Linked DNA regions of Homo sapiens: region 2 is linked to region 1. A link is a contact called in ENCODE Hi-C or POLR2A ChIA-PET data. All regions are on one chromosome and are shown on one strand. Each heading gives the region's core, a stretch centred on a gene start or an enhancer-like site at or near the end of the contact. The rest is flanking DNA. Distances are from core to core; before and after follow the strand shown.

What was found. Hi-C counts contacts between places; a loop is a spot of excess contacts on that map. ChIA-PET counts read pairs that join two places held with the same protein, here RNA polymerase II (POLR2A).
Region 2: a loop to region 1 is called in a map of endothelial cell of hepatic sinusoid, with 6 times the contacts of the local background. The contact joins the promoter of LINC02365 here to the enhancer-like site in region 1. A Hi-C loop is called at or near these places in 2 of 168 maps with a recorded cell type or tissue (endothelial cell of hepatic sinusoid and psoas muscle). POLR2A ChIA-PET finds 5 or more read pairs at or near these places in 5 of 52 experiments (H1, OCI-LY7, T-cell and 2 more).

The regions. Positions count from the first base shown.
Region 1 is chr4:184,686,489-184,692,083 of GRCh38, forward strand. PRIMPOL (primase and DNA directed polymerase) reads left to right here. Exons shown (of 14, transcript NM_152683.4): 12 at 5,011-5,093; 13 at 5,178-5,224. Among named protein-coding and RNA genes, the nearest start is that of PRIMPOL, 40 kb to the left of the region's middle. RefSeq lists an enhancer at 1,686-2,885. Within about 2 kb of position 2,088, at least 5 of the 41 ENCODE cell types and tissues checked have a DNase peak (open chromatin) inside an H3K27ac peak, as active enhancers do.
Region 2 is chr4:184,622,247-184,627,841 of GRCh38, forward strand. LINC02365 (long intergenic non-protein coding RNA 2365) reads right to left here and starts at 2,626. Exons shown (of 2, transcript NR_131967.1): 1 at 2,493-2,626. CASP3 (caspase 3) reads right to left here. Exons shown (of 8, transcript NM_004346.4): 8 at 5,450-5,595. RefSeq lists an enhancer at 3,399-3,980.

The sequences.
Region 1 (5,595 bases), core at 838-3,337:
ATATGCCAGGCCCTGTTTTAGAGATTTTCTTTAAAACGCCCATGGGAAGAGGAGGGAAAGTAAAGGATGAAGTAAAGCCAGAAATAGAACTTTAAAATATAAAAGGATGTGATTAGAATAGAGATAAATAGATACCCAGTAGTTATCAGTTATGAGGTGAGAAATTTTGCTGTTTTTTATTTCATGTCAAAGCAACTCCCGTATCCTCAAGCATATGCGGCCTGTGTGCTGGACATGGGGAATGATCGGGAAGCTCTTGCTGGGAAGCTGGAAACACATTGGGTAGCATGGTTCAGTGCCATACTTGATATACTTAGATTAATTCAGTTTAAAAAAAGCTTGCAAAAACTATATGCTCAATACACAAAGCTATAACGTAGAAAACACGAAGGAGATACAGTGCCACAGCCAGGGCATAACTGCAGCTATCAGTTGACGTTTCTTCTGTTCTTTTTTCTATGCGTATTAACTTACCAAAAAATCATTATTACATGGTGATCATAACACCTTGTATTATGTCTCCATAATCTATTCTGTTTTTTAACCGTGGAATATATCATACATACAAAAGTATAGATAACACACTTTTTTTTATTTTCTGAGATGGAATCTCACTCCGTTGCCCAGGCTGGAGTGCAGTGGCATGATCTCAGCTCACTGCAACCTCCGCTTCCTTGATTCAAGTGATTCTCCTGCCTTAGCCTCTCAAGTAGCTGGGATTACAAGTGTGTACTACCATGCCCGGTTAATTTTTGTAATTTTAGTAGAGACGGAGTTTCACTATGTTGGCTGGGCTGGTCTCAAACTCCTGACCTCAAGTGATCTGCCCGCCTTGGCCTCCCAAAGTGCTGGGATTACAGGTGTGAGCCACCGCACCCAGCCGATAACACACTTGTATACGCACATTTTAAAGACTAAAGTGACCACCTGTTGTATCTGCCGCCCACCTTAACAACCAGAAGCTGATCAAACCTCAGAAGCACCTGTGGGCCCAACCCCAATTTCCTTCTCTCCCTGGCCCTCAGAGATGGTAGCCAGTATCCCGATTTTGTGTTCATCTTTTCCTCGCTTTTATGATTTCTCCCATATACGTTCATATCTCTAAACAATATACTGTTTTCTTTTTCTTTTCTTTTGTTTTTTGAGACAGAGTTTTGCTCTTGTCGCCCAGGCTGGGGTGCAATCGCACGATCTCGGCTCACTGCAACCTCTGTCTCCCGGGTTCAAGCAATTCTCCGGCCTCAGCCTCCCGAGTAGCTGGGATTACAGGCATGCGCCACCATGCCCAGCTAATTTTTTGTATTTTTAGTAGAGACGGGGTTTCTGCATGTTGGTCTGGCTGGTCTCGAACTCCCGACCTCAGGTGATCTGCCTGCCTTGGCTTCCCAAAGTGCTGGGATTACAGGCATGAGCCACCGTGCCCGGCCATAAACAATATAGTGTTTTCTTTTGCTTGTTTTCGAATCGCATCCTCTCCCTTGCCTTGCGGTAGCATATCTGTGATTTTCACCCACGTTGCAGTATGTAGCTGTTGCTTATTTGTGTCACTATTGTGCAGCATGCCATGTGTATAAATATAAATAGGCCACAGTTTATCTGTTTTCCCACAGTGGACATTTGGGTTGCTATTATAAACCGTGAAGGTGGGAACCGTGTTGTACATATCACCTAGTATACATGTGCTAGAGTTTCTCAAAGTGGACTTGCTGTGTCGTGGAATATGCACATAATTAATTTTACTAGATCATAAATTGTTTTCCCAAATGGGTGTGCCAGTTTATAGTCCTGCCAGCAGTGTTTTGAGATTTTTCTACTGTTCCATATTCTCACCAACACTTTAGTATTGTTAGGATTAAAAAATTGGTTTTGCTCATCTGGCAGATGTAAAACAATATTGTAGTTTTCTTGGGAATTTCCCTGATTACTAATGAAGTTGAGGATGGATAATCAAATTACATCCACACAGATCAGAAATCTTGCCCAGTGTCAAGCTTTACTAATAATGTAGGAATACAAGGAATGAAAAGGCACAAATGGGGCAGAGTGAGGCCCGGGGCATCTGGCCCGGCTCCCCTGGCCCTTCCTGCTCTTTCTGACTCAGGAGGAAACCCGAGGCAGGCGTGAGCAATCCATGCACACAGCAGGAAGCACCGAGGTTGTGAATCACCTGCATTTTACACTCAAGTTGCACAGCTGGGTGACATTTCCGGAAAGCATGCCTCATAATGCATTGATTCTAGACTTTTTACCAAATGCAGTTCTAAAGTCAGAAACGTCCTACGAAGAGCATTCTGTAGGTAAGGACTGAACTCCTAGCGTTTGGTCCAGACGTTCCCCGATTTTCTTGGTTCATGGTTCCCCTGGTGTCTTTGTTTCTTCACATTTTCTCTGAGGCTGACAGAAATACCCGAGCTCTGGTAATGAATTTCAAACAACTTGGTAAGTGTTTATGTCCGAACAGTTTAGTAGCAGTTTGAATAATAGTATCCATAAACTAAAAAAAAAAGCCACTTTTCATTCTTAAATACAATTACTTATTAATGGGATGTATACTCTCCATTTTTTCATTTTTTTGAGACAGGGTCTCGCCCTGTCGCCCAGGCTTGAGTGCAGTGTGATGGCCCAGGCTTGAGGACAGAGTGCAGGAGCTCACTGCAGCCTTGATCTCCTGGGCTTGAGCGATCTTCCTGCTTCAGCCTCTCACGTAGTTTAGACTACAGGTGTGCCACCATGGCTGGTTAATTTTTAAATTTTTTGTAGGTGGGATCTCCCTCTCTTGCCCAGGTTGGCCTTGAACTCCAGCCTTCAAGCTATCCTCCCACCTCAGCCTCCCAAAATGCTGGAATTACAGGTGTGAACCACCTCACCAGGCCTATGTATGCACTCTTAAACCCTGGAATCAGATTAGACCCCACCCTCCCCAACTCATACCTTGTTCTCCATTGATGTTAATGGTGCTTTTTTTTTTTTTTTTTTTTTTTTGAGATGGAGTCTTGCTCTGTCACCCAGGCTGAAGTGCAGTGGTGCAATCTCGGCTCACTGCAACCTCTGCCTCCTGGCTTCAAGCAATTCTCCTGCCTCAGCCCCCCGAGTAGCTGGGATTACAGGTGCCCACCGCCACGCCTGGCTAATTTTTGTTGTATTTTTATTAGAGATGCGGTTTCACCATGTTGGCCAGGCTGGTCTCGAACTCCTGACCTTGTGATCCACCCACCTCGGCCTCCCAAAGTGCTGGGATTACAGGCGCGAGCCACCATGCCCGGCCTGATGTTAATGGTGCTTTCTATTACAACCACACCCCAAAGCCCAGCTCTACAAAGATGGAGCATGAATGAAAGGAATGAAGTCACATGTGAACTGCAGGCAAGGAGTTTTCAGATTGCTCAAGAAATGTCAAGTATCACTGTGTTTTCTAGCAGTATTTCAATATCCTGCAGTGCCCGGGGCACCTTCCTGTACAGTTTGGGAGCCACAGCATTATTAGCTCATTAATTGGGAGGCCTGTTACTAGAATGTTTAAGGGAAGATTAGACTAAGTCACCTGCCTTTTTTTGCTCCTGGGTGCAGGTCCCTTACCACCTCCCCATCCCACACCTCACCTACTGCCATGGGGAGTGTTAACCATCTTATTTCCTTTTCTGTAAAATGTGGGAACATTTTCAACTATTTAATCAAATCTTTAAGAATTTTAGTGATTATAGGATTGTTTAGGTTTTCTGTTGCTTTTTAAGTTTGCTTAGTTTATTTTTATGTAGTACTTTATTTTACAAAAACTTTCAAAGTTACTGGCAAAAGTTGTTCACAATATTGTTTTCTTAAAAACATATGATGCATTTAATTTCTAATAACATTTGTGTCTTTGCCTTATTTTTAAATCAATTTTACCCTAATTTCATTTTCTTCAAATGTAGGCCTCGTTGATTCTTTTTACTTTTGTCTCTTTATGACTGCCTGCCTTTTATTTATTTATTTACTTATTTATTTATTTAGAGACAGAGTCTCACACTGTCACCCGGGCTGGAGAGCAGTGGCACCAGCTTGGCTCACTGCAACCTCCGCCTCCCAGGTTCAAGTGATTCTCCTGCCTCAGCCTCCCAAGTAGCTGGGATTACAGGTGCCCCCCACCACGCCCAGCTAATTTTTGTATTTTCAGTATAGACGGGGTTTCACTATGTTGGCCAGGCTGGTCTCTTTATTCAGTTCGTTGTTTTCCACGTTAGTCACTTAATCCATGTATCTTTAGCTATTCTTCTTTCATAACACAAGATTTTAAGACTATAAATTACCCTCTAAAGGTGACTTTAGCTGCATTTCACATATTTTAATATGTACACTTCCAGTCCACTCAGGTCTAAGCGTTTTCTAATTTCCACTATTTTTCCTTGAACCATTGGTTGTTTCAAGTTGTTCTTAATTTCCAAATTATGGATTTCTATTAGTTTTATTTCTAAAATTTGCTTTATGCTCAGATGTGTTCTGTATGAAGTGATGATTTTAAATTTGATAAAATTCACTTTATAGCTAGCATGGAATTGGTTTTATAAAGAACTGCTTCATATTTACCTATTAGATCAAACTTCTTAATTGCTTTTTGTCATTCATTTTTTCTGTATCCTTATTGGACCTTTTTTGTGGTTATCCTTTGATCTATAAATTACTGAGAGTATGTTTTTTAAAAACCTTGATTTATGGTAGATTTGTTTATCATTGTGGTCCTGTCCATTTTTGCTCACATATTTTGCAGCTGTATTATTTGGTGAGTACAGGTTGAGAATTGTTACATCTTCCTGGGGGAACTTTCATCAGTATCTACTTTTTGCCCTGCAGTTCATTTTGTGTGATTTTTGGCAACCACCGTTTTGATTGGTATGTATCTATCCTTATCCTTTTACTTTTTAATTTTTCTCCATCTTTAAGTCTTAGGCATATTTCTTGGAACAGCATGCAGCTGGATTTTGTTTTCTACCCAGTCTTGGTATTAATACTTTTTTTTTTTTTTTAAACATAAAGGATTCTGGTTGATCTGAAAAATGAAGTTTGGTATCAAAAATGTCATGACCCTGTATGTAAAGCAGAAAACTTCAAATCTGACTGTAAGTTACTAATTTTTACATTTACCACAAAGTAAAAATTAGATAACTGTAATATGTAATAGTTTTGCTATCTTTCTGATTCAGGTTTCCCATTACCTGCTGAAGTATGTCTCCTGTTTCTTTTCAAAGAGGTAAGTACAGATTTTAGTGTCTTTCTCCTTACCAGGGAGTTCTTGGTACAATAGTATACCTGAGCCATGAGTAGTGTCCAAATAGCATTGAAACCCATTTGCTACCTTGTTTTCACTTATGACTGTATTATAGGAATATATTGTAGTGATTTTCCCATTTCAGCACATATCTGATAATACAAACCTTTTTTTTTTTTTTTTACTGCTGCTTGAGGTGTACAGTTTAATCAGTCCCAGACATTTAAGAAGTTTCCCATATTTTGCTTTTCAAAGTAACAAAATACCCATCTTTGTATTTCTTTGAACATCTGTATCTGTAGGATGAATTTCTAGAAGTAGAATTGTGTCAAAGGGCATATTCAGTTTTAATT
Region 2 (5,595 bases), core at 1,376-3,875, 64 kb before region 1:
TATAAATTCCCACTTTTCCTTGTATTTGGAGTAGAGCCTAATTTCTTGCCCCAACTGACTGCAAAACCCCATCGTGGCATTCTCTACAGCTATTGCAATAGTCCCCCTGAACAATGTCTGCCTTATCCTTCTTTATCGAGTGTCATGAACAATCTTTTTCTTTAACAACATGAAGATTCTTGAGTCTGTGCATCTCTTTAACAACATGAAGAACCAGAATCCTAGAGTATGAAGACCTGGCATTGTCATTTTTAATATGATGACTATGATATATGTTAAAGTTTGAGAACTATGGCCTGTCAAAATGAAGAGTTGCTGCCATTTGTGGTGGCTCACACCTGTAATCCCAGCACTTTGGGAGGCAGGAGGATACTGTGAGCCTAGGAGTTTGAAACTAGCTTGGACAACATAGCCAGATCCTGTCTCTACAAAAAATTTAAAAAAATTGGCAGGGTGTGGTAGCACAGACCTGTGATGCCAGCTACTTGGGAGGCTAAGGTGGGAGGATAACTTGAGTTTGGGAGGTTGAGGCTACAGTGAGCTGTGATTGTGCTCCTGCATTCTAGCCTGGGCAACAGCAAGACTTTGTCTCAAAAAAAAAGTAGAGTTGTGAATAGTCTCTACACACTCAAAGTGCCTTATACTTTTTTTTTTTTTTTTTTTTTGAGATGGAGTCTCACTCTATTGCCCAGGCTGGAATGCAATGGCACAATCTTGGCTCACTGCAACCTCTGCCTCCCGGGTTCAAGTGATTCTCCTGCCTCAGCCTCCTGAGTAGCTGGGACAACAGGCACCCGCCACCATGCCCGGCTAATTTTTGTATTTTAGTAGAGGTGGGGTTTCACCATGTTGGCCAGGCTGGTCTCAAACTCCTGACCTCATGATCTGCCTGCCTCCGCCTCCCAAAGTGCTGGGATTACAGGCGTGAGCCACCGCGCCTGGCCGCCTTTTACTTTTATATACAATATTAGAGCTGAAAGGGCCTGAGTCTTCAAATGTAGACAACAGAAGTTGTAATTTGGCCAAGATCACTTTATCAGTGGCTTAACAGGCTGGAATCCAAATATCCTAGGCCACACACCCACATGCGTACTGCATTTGACTTGAATCTGTTATCTATTATTTCTTAATTGTCTATGCAATGGACCCACAGACTTTCACATGTGAACACTTACTTTTTCTTGCTCTGGATCAACTGAAATTCAGACAAATCTGAAAAGAAATGACTTAAATTGGAGTATTTATTTAATCTATGGAAAGTTCTGACATCTTACTGATAATGATGACATAATAAAGGGCACAACAAGCATGTTTTATTAAAAAGTTTCTAACGGACAGATCAGTGCCATTTCTAGTCACAGCTGCTTCTCACTGCCTGAGTCTCACCAAGGAGAGAAATTTTTTGAGTTCAAGTTTATTTCAAGTGTTAAGTGAAATTTTATTTTAGTGGATTAGAGTATTGCTTCCCGAATGCGGTTTCAACTTGCAAAATGTTAGATCCTGAGGAATGTGTGTGTGTGCATGTGTGACAAGCCTTTCCTTGGAAGTATTATCCTTTAATCTGGGATTATGTCCCTACTTATTTTGGGGTTGAGAGGGAAATGAGGAGGTGGGAGTTAAAATGTCTTTCTTGTTATGAATAATGGGTGATAGCTTTAAAAAATCTGGCAAAAATGAATGATGGATTTTTTTCAAATCCATAAAATCAAAAGTTTGTAAACACAACTAAGTTATGTCACCTTATCTTTTTTTTTGAGACAGAGTCTCGCTCTGTCGCCCAGGCTGGAGTGCAAAGGCATGGTCTTGGCTCACTGCAACCTCTACTTCCCGGATTCAAGCAATTCTCCTGCCTCAGCCTCTCCAGTAGCTGTGATTACAGGTGCCCACCACCATGCCCGGCTAATTTTTGTATTTTTAGTACAGATGTGTTTCACCATGTTGGCCAGGCTGGTCTCAAACTCTGACCTTGCTATCCGCCCGCCTCAGCCTCCCAAAGTGTTGGGATTACAGGTGTGAGCCACCACGCCCAGCCACATTATTTTATTACTGTTCCCACATAGTGAATCTCATTTTAGCATAAAGTCAATGTCCATACAGAAGAGCACACACCCAACATCCTCACCCTGAGTTCCACATCATTTCTATAATGGTCTCTTGCATGCCACTTCATTCTTCTTAGTCCCACCATTTTCATGACCAAATGTGTGCCCCTCCAATTCAACCTGTTTCTGACCACGGCCTCCATCACTGACCTGTTTCTGACCACAGCCTCCATCACTGACCTGTTTCTGACCACAGCCTCCATCACTGACCTGTTTCTGTCCACAGCCTCCATCACTGACCTGTTTCTGACCACAGCCTCCATCACTGACCTGTTTCTGACCACAGCCTCCATCACTGACCTGTTTCTGACCACAGCCTCCATCATTGACCTGTTTCTGACCACAGCCTCCATCATTGACCTGTTTCTGACCACAGCCTCCATCACTTACCTGTTTCTGACCACAGCCTCCATCATTCAGTGTTAGTGTTCCACTCCTCCCACAACAGTGGATCTTCACGTCCATCAGGGCCATCGGGCCATGGATCACACGTCTTATTCCCTATTAGTCCCTTCTTTTCATTTCTGTGTCTATCCAGCTTGGAGTCCATGGTTCATCAATTTGGAAAGTCATTTTGCAGTACTCCAAAATCTGTGGCTCCTGTCTTTTTAAAATCAATGTGGGAAAAAGCCCAAAGCTGGACAAAGCCAACACATGCGCTATCCATGGCAGTACCCAAGCAGCCGAGGGTCATCAGGTAGATTCACACAGCCGCACGGCCTGGAACCACTGCACATTTGTAATCGCTGGTTTCAAATGGGCCCCTACACATGGCCCAGCAACGTTACTAATCTCTGGTCAACTCCCATTCGTGACAATGATTGTTTCAAGCCTGCCTTACTCTTCTAGCCCTCAATCTATCATCTCCCTAACTTTGAACAGAGTTCTTGTCTTCTGCTTCACAGAAAATATAGAAGTTACAGTAAGGGAACTTCCTGCCACAAAACTACAAATGTAGCTTCACACCCAGCCCATTAAAAAAAAAATAAAAAAGGTTCTTCACTTCTTCACACTCCACCCCCAGCTAGGCTAGAATTTACTGCTTGGGTTCTTAGGAACTCTATACTGTCAGTTACCTTTCCCTCTAGTTAATTTTCAGTGTTTCTCTTAACTGGATCCCCACCATCAGCATTAAACCTATTCAAAGCTCTCTCACTTAAAAACAAAACCCCCAAATCTTCCAACTCACCTTCTTCTCCAGCTCCTTCCCTCTCTCCTGTGTGGAAGCTCCAGTGTATCTAACCTGTCTCCTTCACTATCAGGGGAAACCAGCCCCCGATATTTCACATAGGTTCTTTTCTATTTCTCTAAGTGTTGGCCGGTCTAGAAATAAAGGGAAAGAGTACAAGAGAGAAATTTTAAAGCTGGGTGTCCGGGGGAGACATCACATGTCGGCAGGTTCCGTGATGCCCCCTGAGCCGTAAAACCAGCAAGTTTTTATTAGCAATTTTCAAAGGGGAGGGAGTGTACAAATAAGGTGTGGGTCACAGAGATCACATGCTTCAAGGGTGACGAAAGATCACAAGGCAGAAGGTCAGGGTGAGATCACAAGGTCAGGGCAAAACTGGAATCACTAATGAACTTCTATGTCCCACTGTGCTCACATTGTCATTGATAAACATCTTAACAGGGTTCAAGAGCAGAGAACTGGTCTGACTAGAATTTGCCAGGCTGGAATTTCCTAATCCTAGCAAGCCTGGGGGCGTTGCAGGAGGCCAGGGTGTGTTTCATCCCTTATCTGCAACTGCATAAGGCAGACACCCCCAGAGCGGCCATTTCAGAGGCCCCCTCCCCTCCCCAGAATGCATTCTTTTCCCAGGGCTGTTAATTATTAATATTCCTTACTGGAGAAAGAATTCAGTGATATTTCTCTTACCCATTTTTGGTAATAAGAGAAATATGGCTCTGTTCTGCCCGGCCCACAGGCAGCCAGACTTTAAGGCTATTTCCTTTGTTCCCTGAAAAATCGCTATTATCCTATTCTTAAGGTGCCCAGATTTCACACTGTTCAAACACACATGCCCTATGAACAATTTGTGCAGGTAACACAATCATCACAGGGTCCTGAGGCGACAGACATCCTCAGCTTACGAAGATGACGGGACCAAGAGATCAAAGCAAAAACAGGCATAGGAAACCACAAGAGTATTGACTGGGGAAGTGATAAAGGTTCATGAAATCTTCACAATTTATGTTCCTCTGTCAGAGCCTCAGCAGGTCCCTCCGTTCGGGGTCCCTGACTTCCCGGAACACTTCACAGCTGAGTTGCTGCCATTTTTTAACACCAAAACAACGTTGTGATGAAAAGCTCATATATAATTTTGTACACACACAGGTGTATGGGTAGGCTGGATTCCAAGAAATGGGACTGCTACTTCAAAGAATAATTTGATAGGTATTGTCAGATTCCCCTCCACAGAGTATTTTACCGTATCATACTCCCACCAACGGGAGAGTATACATTTCCCACATCTTGCCAACAGAATATGTCACCAAACTGGGGTTTTTGCCGGTCTGATAGACGACAGATACTTTAATGTGCATTTCTCTTATTATGATGCAGATCAAGCTGTTTATTGAATTTAAGGGACATTTGGGTTTTCTTTTTTCTGTGAACTGTTTGTTCATGTCCTTGGCTCATTTTCCTATTGGGTTGCTGGTCTTTTCCTTTGTATCTGAAACCTCTTTACTTAACAGGGAGACTAGAATAAGCCAGATTTTCCTCAACACTATAGAACCACCGCTTTCATATGGCCTTAAAGAACTCATTTATGCTACTCTCTACTCCTCAGAAACAGAAGTCTCCTTTTCCTAGTTAGGACAATTTATTTTGTTTCTGATTTAAAAGTAATATATTTTCATTACAGAAATATTGGAAGAAATTTAAAACCACCCACAACCCCACTTTCCTATATTCCTTTTCTAAGCATATGAAGTAAAAAGACAGCAAATTCCTCTGTCAAAATCCCAGCGCCCAGAGGAGGCCATCAGTAAACATCAACGGCTTGTTGTATATCCTCTTAGGTTGTTCTTCCCATTAGACACTTATCTTGTGGAAAAAGTTTCAAATTCACACATATGGTCATATTTAAGGCCTGAGATCTATGCAAACAAAGTATCTTCCTGGCATTGTGGTCATTTCAGGGTCAGGAACTTCTGCGAGGACTTGGGAAGCATAAGCGATCTGTCTGCCCTGATCTAACTGCCACCACCTCAAAAAACTAGGCTAGGGTTCTGGTGCTTCCTCTTTGACTCTTCCAAATCAAGCTTCTGATTAAAAACATTTTAACTTCCAATTAGTGGCACAACATCAAAAACAACAGCAACAAAAAACTCAAAGACATTGGTAATTTTAAGTTTGAATGTATATTTTGAAATAAAAATGGAAAATAACAAATTTGTACAAAATTGTCACATAGAAACACACTTTAAGATACCATTACATGCTATGTGTATTTACAAAAGTTACAGGTCTAGTAAGAAAAAAGAAACT